Regions from separate parts of the Homo sapiens genome. Here all the other regions are linked to region 1. Evidence: chromatin loops called from intact Hi-C (ENCODE). Cell type or tissue: GM12878. All regions are shown on one strand. Region 1 has its middle 20 kb from the start of SQOR. Region 2 has its middle 29 kb from the start of SLC28A2-AS1. Region 3 has its middle 4.4 kb from the start of TRH-GTG1-9.

Region 1 (5,000 bases):
CATCTCTGCCAAAAAAAAAAAAAGAAGAAAAGAAAAAATTAGACAGGTGTGGTGGCACATGCCTGTAGTTCCAGTTACTTGGGAGGCTGAGGTGGGTGGATCACTTGAACCCAGGAGGTCAAGGCAGTGAGCCATGATCCCACCACTGCACTCCAGCCTGGTGATAGAACATGACCCTGTCCCTAAATAAATAAATAAATAAAGTCAGACTGCTTTGGTTCATGTTCCTGCTTGATTTGGGGCATTAGACAAATTGCTTAAATTCTGTGTTCCTAAGTTTCTAAAATCGTGAAGTTAGGATTCTAAGAGCTTGTAACTTGATAAGGATGTAAAGTTTCATGATATCTATATAAAAGCCCTTATTAACAAAATAGTAAGAGCTCAAATGTTGGATATTATATCTTAGTACCTCGAAGTCACATATCTACATGGGGGACTACTTATTTTGCCACCTTTTGCACATCTATTTTTGCTCATCGGGTTTCCACTGCCTCTAATGTCTGCCTGTTGGAGACCTGTTTATTCTTTGCAAGTCAAATGGCACCTCTTTACAGTTTTTCTCACTGCCACCCAAAGAATTTATTTTTCTGTGTTCCCACAGTATTTTCATAATACATTGTCTTAACACAGTATTAGTTATGTGTTCATGTGTTTTTCAGATGCGTTCTGGGTATATGACTGAAGTGAGTCATAGGAAGCAGTGAACTGCTGCTGCCTGGAACCTCCCCCTACCCCATTCCCTGCAGTCCCACCCTCTGCCCAGCATGCTTAGGAACATTCATTGTAGGGAACCCAAACAATCCCTGTAAGTAGGAATTAAAGAGATAGAAGGTAACTAGAGTAAATAGATTAAGAAAGCAACCAGATGGCTTAACATGTCATCAGAGACTTTCTGTGCACTTTCATTTTCATGGTATGAAAGGTTAGGTGTATATTGCAAGTTCTGAGATGTACCTTGTCTTGCTGCTGCCCAAGACTGCCTTCTATGTAAGTTCCCCCTGAATAAATTTTTGGCTACCTACCAACCTGGAGTGGTCTACCTCTTCCTTTGGTCTGAGCTTGCCCTCCACTTATGGAGGCAATTATTGGTTCCAGTAGGGAGTTTTCCTAACATGAGATCAAAGATATTTCTTTCCTTTTCTTTTTTTTTTTGCCGGAGTCTTGCTCTGTTGCCAGGCTGGAGTGCAGTGGCTCGATCTCGGCTCACTGCAACCTCTGCCTCCCGGGTTCAAGCGATTCTCCTGCCTCAGCCTCCCAAGTAGCTGGGATTACAGGTGCGCGGCCCAAGATATTTCTTAATTATCTTTGTATTCCATGGTGCGGTGCCTGGTCTATAGCTTATTGTGAGGGCTGGCAAGTCTGAAATTTGTAGGGCAGGCCAACAGCTGAAAACCCAGGGAGGAGTCGATGTTGTAGTTTGAGTCCAAAGGCGGTCTGGAGGCAGAATTTCCTCTTCCCTGGGGATCTCAGTCTTTTTCTCTTAAAGCCTTCAACTGCTTGGATGAGGCCCCCACTATTATGGAGGACAATCTCCTTTAAGTCTACTGAATTAAATTTAATCTCATTTAAAAATACTTTCACAGCAACGTCTAGACTGGTGGTTGGCCAGATACTGGGCACCATGGCCTACCCAAATTCCCACATAAAATTAACATTCATAGTTGGTTTTCAGTATGTATTTTGGGCTTGAATTGAATCTTGTAGGAAAGAGATATACATATATTTTTAAAAGTTATAACGAAAAACTGGATTACATAAATGACAAATAAAGAATGTTACAATTAAAAAATTGAATTTCTGCAATTCAGACATGGCTAAGGAGCTTGTAATCCTTGGATAATACAAGCCACTGCTTCCATGCCTAATTATGTATTTAATTATACTAAAAAATAATGATAACAGGTCCTGAGATTTTAGAAATCAAATGAGCTCAGAGATAATGAGTGAACTGGAGGATAAAAAAATAGATGCCATGTCTATTTAGATTTATATATTCTCCATCAACTAGGGGCTGCTCAGTTCTCTTAAAAATAGCTTCAGGAAAGAGGTGGGCCAATTGAGAGCAGGCTCAACAGATAATCTGGCTCTCAGACTTTTTAACAGTACAAGGCACAAAAGGGATAATGCTGCCATCTTGTGGTATTGTTCTCCCAGTTCTACAAATTCTAGTATTGTCTCAATTGGTCTGATGAAGTTTGGCCGGCCTAGGCCTTTTTTCTTTTTTGAGATAGTCTTGCTCTGTTGCTCACACTAGAGTGCAGTGGCGCGATCTCGGCTCACTGCAACCTCTTTCTCCGGGTTCAAGCGACTCTTGTGCCTCAGCCTCCAAAGCAGCTGGGACTACAGGCACCCACCACCACCCCTGGCTAATTTTTTGTATTTTCAGTAGAGATGGGGTTTTGCCACGTTGGCCAGGCTGGTCTCGAACTCCTGGCCTCGGCCTCCCAAAGTGCTGGCATTACAGGTGGGAGCCACTGCTCCTGGCTGGCCTAAGCCTTTTTAACTATAACTTTTTAGGCAAATTAGGATTTTCTGTATGGTCTGACCTTTGTTTAAACAGTGAGATGCTTGAAAGCAATCTATCTGAAACATTTTATAGGATTTAAGATATTTTCTAACTTCTTGAGTCTCCCAGTTTGATGTTAGGCTTGAGGTTTTGATCAATTAATGATCAATTCATCTGTCATCTATTAACAGCCATGCTCAGAATCGTCATTTAAGAAAAACATTCCAGTCCAAAGATCTTGCTGGGATCTTTGGGATCCCATGTGTTTCCATGCTTTTATTCATCTGAGCCTACAATGTCAGGCCTTAACTGATTGGATATGGGGTGGACACCTGGCCCAAGAGTAGCCAACCCACGGGCTAGTCAGTGATGAATTGGCCTGGCAGGAGAAACTCTGCCTAGATGGAGACTGCAGGGAATCTCAATGGCTTAGTCAATTACCATCTGGGGAATATGCACTAGAATAGTCAGAGTCAACCCTTTAGTAATTAAATAAGTGAGAGGGCACACAGATACTGACAGAGTAGATGAGTATTAAGTGGAGATGAGTAGGAGGTTGATGAACTTCTGCTTCTGAAAGGGGACAAAGTAATCAGCTCCCTCAAAATGCCTTGGATCCTGAGCCAATTTGCCTGTATGGGCTCTGTGAGACTTGGGCGCTAGACTTTTCTTGGGTTCTAGGCTAAGGTTCTTGTTTTCCACATTTTCACAAACATTTTTACCATACCGCCCTCCTGTGCCTAACAGATCTCTGTTTATTGCAACTATAAGCATATCACTGTCTTGTAGGTTATTCTAGTAAGTTATATTTTTCAAAATGTTTTAATGTACATTATTTAATTTAATAATAAGGATCCTACTTAGGAGTTTATGTATTTTCCATGTCTGCTAATCCAGGAATTCAAGGACGAAGATATCAATGACCAGCACAGAGATGTAATCTTCCTCTCGGCCACACACCTGGGTGTTTCCCTTATTTTTTTGCTGCGTGTTTCCTTCATGTCGTCCAATTTCTTTTCTTATTCTCATATTTGGCTAGATTTTTAATACCAGATCTATGTCAGCTCCTTCTCAAACCTAAAATTCAGAGCCCCAGCTCTGTTGAGCGTGTATTATATTTCAGTTGCTTTATACATGTTATCTCATAACAGCAACCTTAGGAGGTAACTATTGTTATTACCATTTTACAGGTGAGGAAGCTGAGACGCATTGGGTCTGATAACTGCCCAGGATCACACAGGTGTAGGTGGTGGGGCTGGGATTTGATTTTTGGAAAAAGGTGAATTTTCTTAAGTTGGAGACCCTAGGAGTAGGGATAGAAATTGACCTTAGGAGTTTTACTTTAAATATCTTGATAAAACTATATCCATAATGGGGAATTATGGGGCTACACCAATCTATCTGCTATTTTTCTTTATCCAGTCTGATGATATTGGAAGAACAAAAGTGAAGAAGGCATGAGTTTCTCTGTAAGGAGAGAGCCTAGTGGTGAGGATACACAGAACTGTTATTTTCCTGCAAGGTTGCTTTAATTCTAGACAGCCGGTAAAACTCCACACCTCTAGGGATAGAAATGAGCAACAGTGAGACTAGAACTGGGTGAGATTTGGCTCAGGAGCGTCTCCTTGAGATAACAATGATGCTGATAGAAGGAAGACAAAGCTGCTAGGAGAAATTAACAACTGCGGGATGGTTAGGACATTCCCGTTAAGGCAGGGCTGTTTTGAGACATTTCATCCCCACCACCATCTGGAGAAATCTATCCTTGATTCTGCCTTCCTGGGCCTGCATTTCTGGGTCTGTAGCCTACCACTCAGCTCCATCTATTTTGCACCTTCATAGCTTTGAAGAAAGAGCATAGCTAGTACTAGAAGCGAAATTTTTATCACTGGAGAAAGTTAGTTTCCCTTAGGGATAAATGTACAGACAGGAGGTGATCCCTAAGACTCTTACTGGCATTAACGTACTGTGACATCAATGGCTCTTGCTGCAATTGCAGCTTCCAGGCAAATGCACTCATTGCAGGTGGGTTGTTTTTGGCCTTTAACCACCTCACAGCCTAGGCCTCAAGTGAGGAATCCTAAGATCTGTCAATTCACCCTCTCAGAATGGAGGAACAGGGAATAGACTGCTTCTGAGTCAGGGCAAGTACTTCTTTCCTGTTTGGATTGCAAGTATAATAGCAAGGAGAGAGGAGGTGAGGCACACACGAATCACTTTGTCCCTATGCAGTCTGCCTGGGAGCCGTCTTATTCTACTGACTCAAAAGACACTCCTGAAAGCAGTGCCATCCTGAGCAGCAGCTTGTATTACTTTACAAGTCAGACCTGTTATTAAAGACGCAGACTGGCATTTAAATCAGGCTGTGTCACACCCATCCTGGTCTTTGTTCTGGCTCCTATGGTGGCCAGGAGAATGTGCCTCACACACCTCCAGCCACAGGGAACAAAATGGCCTAAGGGCTCCATTGCTGTACTGAGACCTATCTGCATTT
Region 2 (5,000 bases), 310 kb before region 1:
GTGGAAACTGACCTAGCAGAGTGATAACCCATTAAACTATTAATGAAAAAAACTCAGAGCAAGCCAATTCCCAGAACTCCAGAAAAGCTTGGGTATTAGAGGTGGTAGGTATCTCTGAAAGGGGAAAAATGACTGAAAAAAAAGCCATAGTTGAGGGTAGGGATACTTTACAGAAAATGGGACTTAAACGAAAGCCAATATTAGACAGTGACAACCTAGCTCCCTTCTCCAACTCGGTTCTGAGAATTCTGCAACCAGCTTACCCTCTTCAACCCACAGGAAACTGGAAAATTCCTCTTTGGGAAAATGTTCCACCCCAAGAGCAGGGAAAACCTTCCAAGCTTAATAAGATCATTCTACACTGATCAGCCCAACCTCCTACTCTGCCTCACCTCTGGTATTGGTCTCACTGTTCTTTCTTTTAGTTTAATTTATCGTGGTAAGAACACTGAACATGAAATCTACCCTATTAACACATTGTTAGGTGTGCAATATGTTTTTGTTGTCTATAGGCACATTGTCATGCTGCAGATCTCTAGAGCTTATTCATCTTGTTTAACTGATACTTTATGCCTATGATTAGTCACTGTCCTATAAAGGATCACCTTCAGACAATAAAGGAATTTCTCCAGCATGAAGGACAGAATGAACAAAATGGAACTCAGAGGAAATCAAAGCAATGGAGTTGGCAGGAAAATGTGTTTAAAAAATACCTACTGTCTGTTCCTGTTGCTAGGAAAAGATATCATATCTCCCCTTTCCCCAAAGAAAGGAGGCTTTAAAAAGGAGAATTGAGAAGAAAAGAGACTCCTGTAAGTGGAAAATGCTATAGTAGAAAAAAAAAATTCAACAGAAGGGAAGGAAAATAAGACGAGGAAAATAAAGTGGTTTCTGAGGACTGAAACCACATAGTTTACTGTTTAAATTTACAAGACATTACTCTTTCAGTCTCTTCACAAATAAAACTTTATTATAAAAGGGACCTCTTTCATGAGGCAATAAAAGAAGCAAATAACTTTGTTTATTCTGGGATTTATTTCCCCCAGAAACTGTTAAAATAAACATCAAACTGTCCGATTTACCAATAGATATCATCAAGTGACAGTTTACTCCCCAAGAATTGTTTTTTTCTTTTTCTTTCTCTCGCTCTCTTTTTTTTTTTTTTTTTTTTTTTTTTGAGACAGGGTCACGCTCTATTGCCCAAGCTGGAGTGCAGTGGCATGATCATAGTTCACTGCAGCCTCCAGCTCCTTGACTCAAGTGATCCTCCCTCCTTAGTCTCCTGAGTAGCTGGGACTACAGGCATGCATCACCACACTCAGCTAATTTTTTTATTTTTTGGTAGAGACAGGGGTCTCACTATGTAACCCAGGCTGGTCTCAAACTCCTGGGCTCAAGTGATCCTCCCTCAGCAGCCTCTCAAAGTGCTGGGATTACAGGCATGAGCCACCAAGACTGGCACCAACACTCTTTGAATCCGTCACCTCAAAATCTTGCTGTGTCCACCAACTCTAAACTATTATCCTTATCCAATTCTGATCAAGCCCTAGCATTGAAAGACCTGCCTTAAACCAGACTTCAAAACTTCATAAATATGTCAACTTTTCCCTGCCCCTTCTGAGAGGCTACTAAGACTCTGTCAAGTTAGTGTTCTTCCTTACTGCCATAGGAATAAAGTTGTCTTTGTTTAATCAATGGCCTGTTTTAGTGATATTTTGGTGGAGCCAAAATTATTACCTTTCAAAAATTAGTACAAAAAGACATAATGAGACAGAAGAAAAGAGAAAAGCAAGTTAAAAGATCAGAGATCTAACATCTGAATAATATAATAGAAATTTCAACAAGAGAAAGAAAAAATATTGGGAAGAAAAATACTAAAAGAAATAATTTGAGAAAATTTCCCAGAACTGAAGGCCATAAATTTCTAGAATACAGGGCATGATGAAATCAAAGGAGACCCACACCAAGGTTAAAATCATTGTACAATTTCAGAAATGTTGAGATACTATAGAAAGCCGAGGAAAAGTGCTTGGTTGCCTGCAGATTAATATTATTGCCACCAGATGGCAAGAATTCCTCAAAGGCTCTAAGTCTAAGATTTTTGTTTCATTTTCTTCTTCAGATCTTTCCAACGCATTAGAAAGGGAATTCTCATTTGGCTTCTCTCCATCTAGTCTGGCTCCATCAGAGATCTGACTCTTTTCTTCCTAAATGGCTCTGCTGGAAGGTCACTGTATAATCAGCCTGGAGGAGTAAGTGCATTCTCTTTGAGGAATTGACTCATGTGGCTTTGAGGTTAAAAGAAAGACTTTTAAGAGAATGGGCTCTGGACTGCAGTTGTCTATTGTGAACAGAAGGACTTCTGTCATGCAGGGATTCCACAAAGCATTCGTTCATTCATTCTTTCATTCTTCCAACAAGTTTTATTGATGCTGACTATATGCTGGGTACTGTGTTAGGCACTAGGAATAATACTTCAGTGAAAGAAAATCAGACATGGACTTTGTCTTCATGGAGATTAAATTCTGAGGAGAGCAACATTCCATAAACGTATACACACACACATATATAAACAAATATATGTAGCTATATACATACATACATACATACATACATATATATTTAAATAAATTGCGATGAGTGCTATGATGAGCTAGGTATGTGGAGAAAAAGAGACCTATTAGGTCTCTGAAGAATCTGATGGATTCCTGTAAGAGTGGAAGTAAGCAGATCAGCTAGGAAGCCATTGCAGTTTTCTTAGAGGGAGATGAAGATGACTTGGATCAGGGTGATGCCAGAGGAAAGAGAAGTAGATGAATTCAAGAGAAATTGGAGGTAGAATTGACAGGATGTGGTCACTAGATCTGGGAAGTTAGAAAGTAGATGCATTAAAGATGACTCCCCAGTCTCTGGATGAAGCAACTGGCTGGATGATGGGGTTGCCATTTTCTGAGGTGGAGAAGGCTTGGGGAGGAAGAGGTTTTGGAGGAGGGGATGGTGGATAGAATCAAGAGTTCAGGGGCCTGACGCTATGGCTCACACCTGTAATCCCAGCACTTTGGGAGGCCGAGGCGGGCGGATCACCTGAGGTCAGGAGTTCAAGACCCAGCCTGGCCAACATGGTGAAACCCTGTCTCTACTAAATATACAAAAAAGTAGCCAGGCATGGTGGCACTCACCTGTAGCCCCAGCTACTCAGGAGGCTGAGGTAGGAGAATTGCTTGAACCCAGGAGGCAGAGGTTGCAGTAAGCTGAGGTTACACCACTGCACTCCATCCTGGCTGATACAGTGAGACTCCGTCTCAAAAAAAAAAAAAAAAAGAGTTCAGGGTGGAATGTTAATTAAATTGGCCTTTCTCCCCAGGCATTTAGGTTATTGTTTGGATGCCACTGGTCCAGGCTAGAATGGGTTTTGCTCTGATCTACTGTGTAATAGAATGACTTGGCCTGGTTTATTTGGTTTAAATTGGCTCACAATTGGCATTCATTAAGTTAGAAACTGTTGTTAACACAGTGCCCCTAAAGAGAAATAGGAAAATCAGCTTACATTTGTACTGTCTTTTCTGATGTGGGCATTTGAGAGTTAAAGAGAACTGTCCAGGCTCATGCCTGTAATCTTACCACTTTGGGAGGCCAAGGTGGAGGGATTGCTTGAGGCCAGGAGTTTGAGACCAGCCTGAGCATCACAGGGAGACCCCATCTCTACAGAAAATTATAAAATTAGCCAGGCATGGTGGCACACACCTGTGGTCTCAGCTACTCAGGAGGCTGGGAGGTGGGAGGATTGCTTGAGCCCTAGAGGTCGAGGCTGCAGTGAGCCATGTTTGCACCACTACACTCCAGCCTGGGCTGCAGTGATGCCCTATCTTTAGAAAAAATAATAATAATAATAATGGGCTGAGCATCTTCTACATTTTTTGTCGCATTTGTTTGCACTCTATTCATAAGGAGCACACAGTCTCGAGGACAAGAAGCTTCTGGAAAATGCAAGCCCAGTTGTTTTGGTGGATCCTTCTGAATGATTATGCACAGGTAAGATCCTGAGTGTGATTGTGAGGTGGCAGAGAGGAAAACTTCTTCCATTGCAAACAATATCTCTGAAGATAGAGAACATATTTGTCCTATTTTATCCCCAATATAGTGCTTAATAACATATTTACACAGTAAGTGCTGAATGAAGCTGCTCCACCTGGGTTGTTTTCAGTCTCCAGACCTGTGTTGAACTCTCTGGAGGATTTGAAACCCCTCTTCCCGAAGAGCTGCTACATAATTAGCTGTGTGATGGGACGAGGTGCCTCTCTGGACTCAACAGGGCTTAGGACCTCATTTCCGGGGGTGCTAGGAAAAAGACACTTCTCCTTCCTTCTTCCTACACCCCCTTCCATGGAGGTCTTTTGCCACCATCAACACCGTGTTAAGTCAGAATTTAAAACCAACTTAGCCCTCAACATTGATGTTTTCATTTGTAACCTCAAGGTGGAACAGTTGGTTATGTACTGTGCCCATAATCAGCAGTTACCTCAGTCTTTTTCTTTGATTCATGCTTTGCCCTCTCTTTGTGCCCTACCCTTTTGTTTCGACTATATGCTATTTTGAGGGCAAGAATTGTATCTTTTTAAACTTTATATTTCCATACGACTTATTTTTGTCTCTTTTTTTTGTAATAAAAAGTGTATATTTTAAGTAGTATATACATAAACACAGTGAAACGATTACTACAGTCAAGCAAATTAACATATCCATCTCCTCATGTTACCTTTGTGTGTGTGTGTGTTTGCATGTGTGTATTGTGATAGCACTCGAAATCTTCTCTCCATCAATTTAGAACAGTTCTTTACAGCACTGGCAAGGGGAAGGAATGGCCTGGGAGAGCCTTATCTCCCCCCCGCCGGCCACCAATTTTCATAAACTCCGCAACCCCCCTCCAGAATCATAATTAATACATAAACAAAAGTTTGTAATTATAGACAGAAGCATATTTTTGGTCGGGCGCAGTGGCT
Region 3 (5,000 bases), 410 kb before region 1:
GGGGGAGATTGCAGTGAGCCGTGATCATGCCACTGAACTCCAGCCTGGGCAACAGAACAAGACCCTGTCTCAAAAAAAAAAAAAAGCGTCAACCAATAAAACAAAAATCACAAACATTCACCATCTGAGATAACCCACTAGCCATCCATGTCTGAGGTCAGGAATGCTAAAGAAAGCTGAACTGAAAGTGTTGTATTGTGACCTAGTTGCAGGAAGAGTGACACGAGGGGAGGGCTGCCTTTTTGGCAGCTACACGGTAGTCCATGAGATGGGCGCATCCAGCTCTCAACATTTCATAACATCCTCTTCTGAGGTCACTCAGTCAATTTTCCTTACAAAACAGACTTTGATAATGATTTGCCCATTAGACTTCCCTACAGGAAAAAGCATGCTTTGAACAAGCTTATTGGCACTGTTCTCCTAACTGTGGGTGTTTTGGTTTAGACTCATAAGAGTCTGGTTAGCATAATTCATTTCCCTTGTGCCTACTTATCTCTAGGTACACTGACAAAATGGAATGTCAGGGCTGGCAAAGCCCTGCTCCTGGAGACCCTGGCCTGGAATGACCTCATCAAGACCCCGCTGCCCTGGGACACCCTCTCTGAGCAATCAGTCAGCACCCCCTTCCTGTTGGTCCCTTGCTTTTAAAATTGTTTTATGATTTCTGATTCTGGGAATGTAATATTTCCTCCTATCACTTCCAGCTTGAGGTTGGAACTCTTCTCTAGGTCTCAGTGCCAGGAAAGAGGTAGGGTGCTTATACTTAAGAGCACCCTGTTCACACATTCCAGCTCCAGTTGTTCCCATCTTGGTTGGATTTGTTAATTTCTGCAGGTTTCCAACCTCTAAGTCACTTTGAATTTTTTTCCCTTCCATCTGATAGACCCTGAGGTACAGTAGTTGATAGTACTAGACTAGTCCTAACTCTAATTAAGGGGTAGCATAAGTTGGGGATGGTGGCTCACGCCTGTAATCCCAGCACTTTGGGAGACTAAGGTGGGAGGATTGCTTGAGCCCAGGAGTTCAAGACCAGACTAGACAGTATAATGAGACCTCGTCTCTGTTGGGGGAGCTAGCATAGCTTAGTAATGAAGCCTCTGACACCTGAAAGTAGGCTGTTTAAGATTTGAATCTCAACTCATCCATTTACTAACTAGGTGACCCTGGGGAAGCAACATGTCTCCATGCCTCAGTTTTCTCACCTGTAAAATGATTGTAGAATGACTTCTCATCTGTAAAAGGATTGTTATGAAGATTAAATGAATGAATATTTGTAAAGCAATAGTGCCTGGCACTTACAAAGCCCTACTGAAGTTTTACTTAAATAATATAGTAGATGGGAATATAACATAATGAAATCAACTCCTTAAAAATGAACACCCTGGAACATAAACATCCAAATGAGTATTGTGTTTCAAATCAGGCATTCCACTTTCTCCAAACAGCTGCCCAAAATATTTTTGGAATTCTTATTTGGAGATTATTTTCAGGGCTAATTTATAAGCCATATGAGTACATCCACCTCAATATTTATAATCACATTCTATTTTGAAATAACTTTTGACTGCTTTTAAAGCTACCTTCAAAGAGAAAAATGTCACCACTGAGTCTTTTAAGGCACAAAAATTTCAATGACAATGCCAGAAATGTTTTATAAATAACATTCCAGCAAAAGAAAAACAATTTTTTTTTTTTGGTAGGAGTGTGTAGACTTCAAAGGGCAAACCTTGAAAGGGACAACAGTAATTTATAAGCTTCAGATTGTCTGCTTAAACCATCAACCCCACAGCTTCCTGGTTATACTCCCTGGTTATACCTCGTATATCTGGGAGCTGCCAACCCCCACAGGGGCGCAGTGTTGAGCAGCTGCCACTGGACCAGCAGGCTCTGGTCCTGGAAGGCTTGTCCAAAATTCAGAATCTTGATCCACAACTCAGAATTACCCAGTGAAAATCTTCGGTTTTCCACAAGGTCCTCTCCAAGTGATTCATCTGCACAGGAAAGTTTGAGAAGTGCTGCTCTAGCCTAAAGCTCTAATGGAATCCTTCATTGTTCATCTTGTGAGTACTTGGGTTACTAGAAGGGACCTGCCTGAATCTACTGAGCCTCATCAATGGGGATGTCATTGAGGTTTTCACAGTGAGGAGATGGTGATCTGGGAGGGAGTCATCAAAGGGCCCATGTTTAGGGCCGTCTAGGGAGGAGGCAGCACATCTGGATTTCCACTAGAAGGCGCTGTGCCCCAGGAAGTAGTAGTGAAAAGCTGAGGCTGGAAAAGACTCATTTAATTTGCAACATACCACTTCTGACTTAACTGAGCCTGTTCCACAGGGATTCTCTGGGTAATGAGGACTCAGATTTCATCCATCTACTTATCTATCCATTCATCCATCCATCCATCCATCCATCCATCCATCCATCCATCCACTCATTCATTCATTCATTCATTCTTCATTCTTCCCATAAACTAGCATCTCTTAGTTCTTAAGTCATTGGGGGCTGCAAAGCTGTATAAGATACTTCTTGCCTAGAGTAGTTTATTTTTGAGCTGAGTTTGTCAACTGAGATTTGCCCCTCATCCAAAGTCAAGTGACCAGCATAGACTGTTCAATATGCTGTAGTCGGTCTCTTGTTTCTAGGTACTTCTCTCCATATCCACAAAAAGAAACTGTAGGGAAAGATGGTGCAGGACTTTATTCCTGGCATGAGACCTGAAACTAATTCCTGAGTCAGGAAGAATGCAGGAGCTGCCTTGCAGAAGCAAAGGTCTAAATCAGTGGTTTCCAAACTTTTTAGAACTGATAAACTAGGACAAACTTTTCACCACTGAATGAAAAAATGAGGTCAATGTGGTAAGCTTTTAAAATGCTAAATGCATTTAATCCAAAGGACTGTCCTCTAGGCTGAGACAATGACCTTTTTATTTTTGAGGTATTAAAGTGACTTTTATAAAACTATGGAGAAAGTAGGTGATAGGTGTTTTTTTGTTTGTTTTTGTTTTTGTTTGTTTGTTTTTTAGACGGAGTCTTGCTCTTGGCTCACTGCAACCTCTGCCTCCCAGGTTCAAGCGATTCTCCTGCCTCAGCCTCCTGAGTAGCTGGGATTACAGGCATGTGCCGCCACACCCAGCTCATTTTTGTATTTTTAGTAGGGACGGGGTTTCACCTTGTTGGCCAGGTTAGTCTTGAACTCCTGACCTCAGGTAATCCACCTGCCTCGGCCTCCCAAAGTGTTGAGATTACAGGCATGAGCCACTGTACCCAGCCAGTGATAGGTTTTAAAAAACATCTTTTCTTGGAAACGTTTTAAATTGGCAATGTTGGTCTCCAAAATTAGTTTTGAGTTACTGGTCAGAAAAATCTGCAAATACAAAGCTCACTACAGAGTTCAGAGAGCCAAAGCATCAGGCTGAGCAGAAATGGTCCTGGGTGAGTAGGGGGTCTGAGGAGGCATGCTCAGAGGGAGATGTGTTCCTGTTCTGTTGGGCAATGGTCCATGCTGACACCTATCCTCCTGCCCAATAACCAGTAGTGCCTAGTATGATCTGTGCTAGGCCTTGGAGATATGAATTAAATAAGACCCATTCTTACTCTGAGATCATTTTAGTTCGGGGTTAATCAGATGAGTGAAGAACTAATTAGAACTATGCCAGACATATATACAAAGTGTGTTGGAGCTTAGATCGTTGATTCTACCAGGATACAACATTTGATCTGAGTTCCAAGGCATGCATAGTACTTTTCCTGGAAAAGAAAGGGAAAGGATATTCTACTTGGGAGGCTGAGGCAGGAGAATCACTTAAGGCTGAGAGGCGGAGGTTGTAGTGAGCCGAGATTGCTCCACTGCACTCCAGCCTGGGTGAGAGAATGAGACTCTGTCTCAAAAAAGATAAAAAGGAAAGGGTATTCTAGGCAAAGAGAAAGGCATAAGTAAAAGCAAGGAAGTATGATGCACAGATAGCATAGGAAAAGACAAGTTGTAGCTACAACATTAGATATGGAGGGGAGGGAGGCCGGGGAGGGCGGATCACTTGAGGCCAGGAGTTCGAGACTAGCCTGGCCAACATGGTGAAACCCCATCTCTACTAAAAATACAAAAATTAGATGGGTGCAATGGCACATGCCTGTAATTCCCCCTAAAACAAACAAACAAAGAAACAACAAAGATATGGAGGAGAGAGTGGAGGGTGAGAGGCTGGAGCCAAATTTTGATGAATCTCTTACTTGAGTCAGGCCTTTTTCCTGGAGGCTGGTGTTTCTTCACATTTTGTGGTAACATTGCTTTGGGGATCCATTGACAGCCACAGCCTTGTTCTCCAAAGTAATACACCTATGATAAAATATCAGGAATTCACAAATTTCCTGAAGGCTGTCCATAGGCTTTGTGTCAGGCATTGAGGGGAGAGGGGCATTTAAGTTCCCATTTTTAAGCAGAAGAGAGACATAGTCATATCTGTGTTTTAGAAAGGTTAGGTGTAAATGGATAATTATATCCTGATAAAAGTCTTCATTCAGGAGAGACAGAAGAGAATTTCTGCTCCCTGGACTAGTAGTTGATGTTGGAGCTCGGGGACTAATACTCATCTAGGGATGAACGAGGGACTCTTCCCTCAAATCACACCTATAGATGTTTTCTCTTTAGCATGGAGGTAGAGGGGATGAACATGTTGGATAAAAAAAAATGGATATGAGGCTTGAGTGTGTCATCCAGAAGATCACCAAGATGGCTAGATGGTAGAAAGGAGAGCTATATTGGTGATATCAGTTTGCAGCTGGGAAGAGAAAGTCTCCAACGTGGACCAATGGTGCTCTTTCTTCTTCTTCTTCTTTTTTTTTTTTTTTTTTTTTGAGACAGTATTTCATTCTGTCACCCAGGCTGGAGTGCAGTGGTGTGATCATAGCTCACTGCAGCCTTGAATTCCTGGTCTCAAGCCATCCTCCCATCACAGCCTCCCAAGTAGCTGGGACCACATGCACACACCACCACACTCAACTAATTTT

What was found. Peaks named below come from ENCODE experiments on the same cell type or tissue, not always from the same donor. Only the 100,000 strongest peaks of a DNase experiment are listed, where the experiment ranks them.
Region 2: it touches region 1 in a loop (15-fold over the local background); 6 of 110 quality-filtered maps call a loop at or near these places.
Region 3: a loop joins it to region 1, with 3 times the contacts of the local background. A loop is called at or near these places in 7 of 110 quality-filtered maps.

The regions. Positions count from the first base shown.
Region 1 is chr15:45,612,285-45,617,284 of GRCh38, forward strand. No RefSeq gene overlaps it. Among named protein-coding and RNA genes, the nearest start is that of SQOR, 20 kb to the right of the region's middle. RefSeq lists an enhancer at 2,268-2,387. In GM12878, a CTCF peak has its summit at 2,128 (motif pointing left); a DNase peak (open chromatin) is centred at 2,121; H3K27ac peaks cover 501 bases.
Region 2 is chr15:45,305,253-45,310,252 of GRCh38, forward strand. No RefSeq gene overlaps it. Among named protein-coding and RNA genes, the nearest start is that of SLC28A2-AS1, 29 kb to the left of the region's middle. In GM12878, a CTCF peak has its summit at 2,063 (motif pointing right); a DNase peak (open chromatin) is centred at 2,139; H3K4me3 peaks cover 372 bases.
Region 3 is chr15:45,203,099-45,208,098 of GRCh38, forward strand. No RefSeq gene overlaps it. Among named protein-coding and RNA genes, the nearest start is that of TRH-GTG1-9, 4.4 kb to the left of the region's middle. In GM12878, a CTCF peak has its summit at 2,224 (motif pointing right); a DNase peak (open chromatin) is centred at 2,230.